Regions from separate parts of the Homo sapiens genome. Here region 2 is linked to region 1. The links are chromatin loops, found by intact Hi-C in ENCODE. Cell type or tissue: heart right ventricle. All regions are shown on one strand. Links, peaks and the distances in the headings refer to the core of each region. The heading gives the core; the rest is flanking DNA. Region 1 has its middle 50 kb from the start of LINC02535. Region 2 has its middle 6.2 kb from the start of SNHG5.

Region 1 (2,818 bases), core at 157-2,656:
CATTGCAACTGTATTGTGAAGTGGGATCTTTAAGAGGCAATTAGGCCATGAAGGTGCCACCCGCATGGGTGAGATTAATGCTGTGATAAAAACGCAAGTTTGGCCCCCTTTTGGTGTCTTTGCCTTTCTGTCATGTGAAGCCAAGCATTCTCCCTCCAGAGGATGCAGTGTTCCATGTGTCATCATAGAGTCAGAATGGCCAAACCTGTCATGCCTTGATATTGGAGTTCCCAATATCAAGATCCAGTTCCTCCAGAACTGTGGGTCAATACATTTCTGTTTATAAATTATCCAATCTGTGGTATTCTATTACAGCAGCACAAATGGACTAAGACAGACAAGTAGTGTACATTTTAGGCTTTGCAGGTCAAGAGGCCATTGACATTGAAGATATGCGTGGCAACTATTCAACTGCTATTGATACTCAAAGGCAGCCTCAGATAATATGCAAACAAATGGGTGTATCTGTGTTTCAGTAAAACTTTGCAAAAAAGCAGGTTCTGGCCTTGTTTTCTGACTCCTGCTTTATCGTTTTGGCTATGAGATGGTGAGCTTTCTTTGTAATTTCAGCATAAACTGTCCTAATCTGACTAATATTTCTATCCCAACTGGGTAGTCAATAGAATGTACACTTGATATCATTCTAAAAATGTCATATAAAACATTATCAACATATGCTTAGAATAAATGTAAAGAATTAGAACTTAAAGTTTGTTTTTTGGGTTAAAAATATTCCTGCTTCAGTATGATTTTATAATTTTTAAATAATTTTATCCACTTGCAAATTCTTTGTTTCTTGTTGTTTCCTCAAACTCTGAAATCATCTTGATGGTGACTAAAGTGCCCTGTTGAGTATGTTGCAGGCTTAAAACTGGCACCAAAAAATCATAACACATTTAATAAAAAGTACAAATATTATCGGTGATTTGATTTAGACCAATTTGATTTCTTATATCTGTTGAATGTTTGCAGGGCAGCCGACAGACCTACCAGAGCACTGGATTGGAAGGCAGAAGTAGTAAATATTAACTAGCTTTGTCACCTTGGGCAAATAATTCATATGATCAGGCTTGTGTTTTCTAAGAATATTATCTTCTAGAACTTAAAATGTTATCTTAAAAGTATACAGTGGCTCAATTATTCGAAGCAACCACCCAGGCGTGTGCACTTTTATTAGATGATATCGCCCTCTGCTGGACACCTGCTGCATCTGCACCGGGCGCTCTTTCCCACTGCAACCCTCTTGCTTTGCTTCCTTTAATTTAGCACAGCACAGCTGGGCGGGGTGGCTTATGCCTGTAATCCCAGCTACTCAGGAGGCTAAGGCAGCAGTTATCTCATGAGCCCAGAAGTTTGAGGCAGCAGTGAGCTATGATTGTGCCACCGCAGTCCAACCTGGGTGACAGAGTGAGACCCCATCTCTTAATAATTTTTTTTTTTTTTTTTAAGGATAGACAGACCTCTGTATATCACTCCATGAGCTGTAGTATTTCATGATCAGTGAGGCAAAAGTGTAGAGAGAGGGAATTGGAAAAGTCCCTTCACTTTTATTATTTTACTAAAATAAAAAAAGTCACACTATATCATAGAATTATAGTTAGAAAGGACTATAGATATCATGCTAAAAATTTCCAGCACGTACTATATACTGTTTTCAAATACATAATTACATTGGAAGAATATAAAAACACAGGCAGGAACTGTACACGCCAACTTTAGAATAGAGGTTGCACCTGGGAAGGGAGGGAGGTAAGTGGTAATGGGAAGGAGGGACTGTTACTGTATCTGTAATGCCTTATATTTTTTAAAAAGGAGGATCTAAGCCAATATGGCAAAATATTCATGTAATATTTGGCCTCCGTGTGGCAGATGTCATTAAAAATAATTTTATGTTCTCATGCCACTTCTTTCACATATGCCATGTGGAAATCTCACTTCCCAATCCTTTATTGATTTTTTGAGCAGATCCCATAGATTTTGATGTCACTTTTAGGTATTAATTTATAGCCTCCTTTAAAAGCCTTTAAAATGTCCAGAGTGATCTAAACAAAAGCTTTAATCGCTCATTCAAATGAAAACATCCCTGCCCTTGCCTGGCTTGGACTGGAAAGGCTCAGACATCAGCGTCTTCTACACTTCTCTGACTTGCTCTGTGGTGTCCTTGATCTTCAAGGTACATGACTGGCTCAGATTGCAGTTTGGGATGATGCCCTCTTGCAGTGGCAGATGACTGTGTGATGTGGGAACACATCTGGAGCTATTTGGAGACCTCTACTCCCTGAGGGAACCTGTCTCTGTACCTTTCTCTGACACCATCTACCACTCCTGCCTCTGGTGGTACACCCCACACAGACCCTCTCTGCTGGGTCATCTAGTATGGCAGATAGACCTTTTGGGTAGAGTTGTTTCTGGATGTTGCAAGCTTGCTATCTTCCATGGGGTCCCTTCTGGCTTTAGGAACTGTATCTCCCTATGGTCAGAAGTACTGCAGCCCTATCTTGAAACCTCCTCCCCTCCTGGCACCTCCAGGCATTATCAGCCACTGTGTCCTCCAGGCTCCAGGGAATCTTGTCAAGTGGCCCTCACATGGGAATAGGTTGGAGGGGACCTACCACCCATGGCAAGTGGAGGAGGCTTAGCACTCTAACAGTGCTCTCCAAAGGGATCCTCTCTACCAATCTTAGGGAATATTTAGCCTTTTCTTTTAAAGCCTGGACATTGTTAGGCATAAGGTGGTGAAACATATTTCAGATAACCTTTAGCAAGTTTTACCTCAGTAACTTTGTATCTCTTTTAGAATGGACCAGCACACACATCT
Region 2 (2,818 bases), core at 218-2,717, 330 kb before region 1:
GAAACAACAGTAGGGATAATGGGGTCTTCAGGTTTGGGGAGACCTCTGTCACATGAAGGCTTCCACTGCATCATCCATATGCTGGGAGCAGGGTCACACAGTCAGGTATGACTTTTTCCTTAAGAGTGATTTTGGCTTTATGGATGGCTTTCGAGTGGATTTTAGGAAGTCCCCCACAGTTGGGAAGACCATTATCAAGATCTTTTCAACCTAGATCAAGAGCAGCTAGGACTCATCTCTATCCCTGTCCTGTTGGTTGTCCTGTTCAATGTAAGCAAAATAATGTTGCAGCAGGGGGTCAGTGGTTAGCTTACCTATACTGAGCCACTCAGTATGAGACACTAAAGCGTACAACACCACCTCATCAAACAAGTAACTACCAAAGCCACCTAGGACTCCCCTGGCCTCTGCCCATGTCTGTTTTTCAGTCTTATTTCATTTTCAAGGAAGGTACTCATTTTAAGTTTCATTTTCAGCAACACCATCGATGATTACGTGATACTGAAAACAGGTCTTACTTGGGACTTGTAAGTGACCAGAGCAGGAGGAGTTTCCTGTGTGGGGGCCTTTGATTCCCCTCAGGCATTTTCTGCAACCCCTGGGACACAGTGAGAGTCGGCAGATGGTTTGGGAGTGTAAAGTTGGCTAGCCAGAGCCAAGGTATAGTTATCCTATATTTTTCATAGGGCCCACCTCTTGCATTTCTACCCTCATCCATTGTACCAGTTTATTCTTGTTAACAGGGAGAATGTCAACTCCCATGTACCCCCCCATGCAACCAGAGGGAAGCCAGCAGCTCAGTCAGCCCATCATCCCCTCAGGGAGCTGGCACCATCCTGAGATGGCTGGACTGGCAGACCCTGCTTGCTGTGCCAAATTGTCGAGCAAGTAACACCTGTTGTCTACCGTAAGGAGGAGCAGTCCGAGGATGTCATCCCACTGCATGGTTTGCAGGTGACAGGATCACCAGGAAAGACAATTCACAGAGGTACTGGATAGAACAACACTTTACTCACATAGAGAAGAGACAGAGCAAGATTAGCTTCGATTTGAGTATGGTACCCCGCAGTGGGTCTTGCCAGGCAGCTGACACAGCATAATGGTCTCTATGCATCCTACCTGGGCTGTGGGCAAAGAAACCCCTTCCTTTCCAACTAGGAATAGGTAATAGTACTGGGATTGGCCAGGTGCTGTGTGCTGCACATACTTTAAGCAGAACAAAGAACAAAGAAGTACACATCAAGCCCGGAACATGGAAAGATACTACCAAATAAGGTGACATGTCCAACTCAGGATGTAAGGACTCCTTATCTCAACGAAAAAAAGTCTTCTAGGCCCATGTCACAAGGCACACTCATGTGGCCATGCATGGGTGGACAGGCTGCACATGATAGCCTTTCCCAATACCTGCCTTCTCTTTCAACAAATGAAACAGATGAAGTGTCCCTATTCCAATCAAAGATCTCCATTTGTATTCTGGAAAGGATCTCCTCTTGGCTTCTCAAGGGCTTGGCTCCTATAACTTTTGCCTCTTTGTCCTGCATCATAAATACTGTCCCTCTATTAAATAACTCCCATGAACATATATACTCTAGTATTTCCTATTTACAAAGGAGTGCCTTGTCCTTACATCCCTCTCTACCTAGTGACCTATTTCTGCCTTCTTACCTCAATCTCTTCAAGTAGACTTCCATCATCATGATTCCACTGAGACTGTGTTTACAAGATCACCAGTGATCTTCATGTTGCCAAATCCAGTGGTCATTTCTGTTCTTACTTGATCTTTCAGAAACATTGAACCCAATTCACCTACCTCTTCCTAAAATTTTTTACTTCATTTGTGAGGTATCATATTCTCCAGTTTTCCCAAGGCGTCTCCTTTGTTTGCTCTTCCTTTTCTACTAGAACTCTAAACTTTGCAGTGTTTCAGTGTCCTGTCCTGGGCTTCTTCCTCTTCTGTATTTATATTTTCTCTGATGATCTCACTCATGTCAGGCTTTAAATTCCTTATTCATGCCAATGACACTCAAGCCCTGACCTCTCTTCTGAACTTCAGACTCAAGAACCAACCTGCCTCCTTAATGTTTCCACATACACAAGATATTTTCCCTAATTTAACTCTTTAACTTTACTATTTCTTGGAGTATTCGTAAGATTTACAGTTGGCTGTCCTACCATGGAACCTAGAATTTACTGGCCAGATCAGATATTGGGGAAAAATTTAAAAAGAATATTAGACTAAGAGATACAATTCCTTTGTTTCTCAATTGTCATATAATTTGTTAATTCTTTTTTAAGGCTATTTTTCTGTTTTGGAATAAGGTAATTATGCCTGCAATACTTAACTTCTTATACATGTTTCTCCCATGATTTAACCAAAATCTTTGTGTACTTTTTTCTTATAATTTTGTAACCAGATCTTTATATTGACTATCTTTTTAAGGCTGTCTACTGTAAGCTACTTGCACACACTATAGTACTAATTCTAATTCTAGGCCACCACCATTGGCTCTTTTTTCCTTTTCTCTCCACACTCATCTGTTCACATAGCTTCAATCATCCCTTCTACATTAGTGTTTGCCAATGGTCCTCCTCTAGTGCTGATTCTTCTCTGCCTTCAGGTCCACATTTCTGATGGTCCATTGGACAACCATAACCAACCAATGTTCCACCCAAAAATTAACACAACCAAAATGGAATTATCTTATTTTCCTTGCTCCCAAACCAGTAACTAGCTGCCATTCTCTAAGCCACCTGGGCTCCACTCCACTTCCTCTCTTCTCCTCTCTTCTTCACTCCTCTCTTCTCTCTTCCTCTC

What was found. Peaks named below come from ENCODE experiments on the same cell type or tissue, not always from the same donor. Only the 100,000 strongest peaks of a DNase experiment are listed, where the experiment ranks them.
Region 2: it touches region 1 in a loop (4-fold over the local background); 19 of 110 quality-filtered maps call a loop at or near these places.

Annotation. Positions count from the first base shown.
Region 1 is chr6:85,353,595-85,356,412 of GRCh38, reverse strand. No RefSeq gene overlaps it. Among named protein-coding and RNA genes, the nearest start is that of LINC02535, 50 kb to the left of the region's middle. RefSeq lists a silencer at 1,265-1,314. In heart right ventricle, for the core only: no CTCF peak of the experiment used is centred there; a DNase peak (open chromatin) is centred at 1,232.
Region 2 is chr6:85,683,519-85,686,336 of GRCh38, reverse strand. No RefSeq gene overlaps it. Among named protein-coding and RNA genes, the nearest start is that of SNHG5, 6.2 kb to the right of the region's middle. In heart right ventricle, for the core only: no CTCF peak of the experiment used is centred there; no DNase peak of the experiment used is centred there.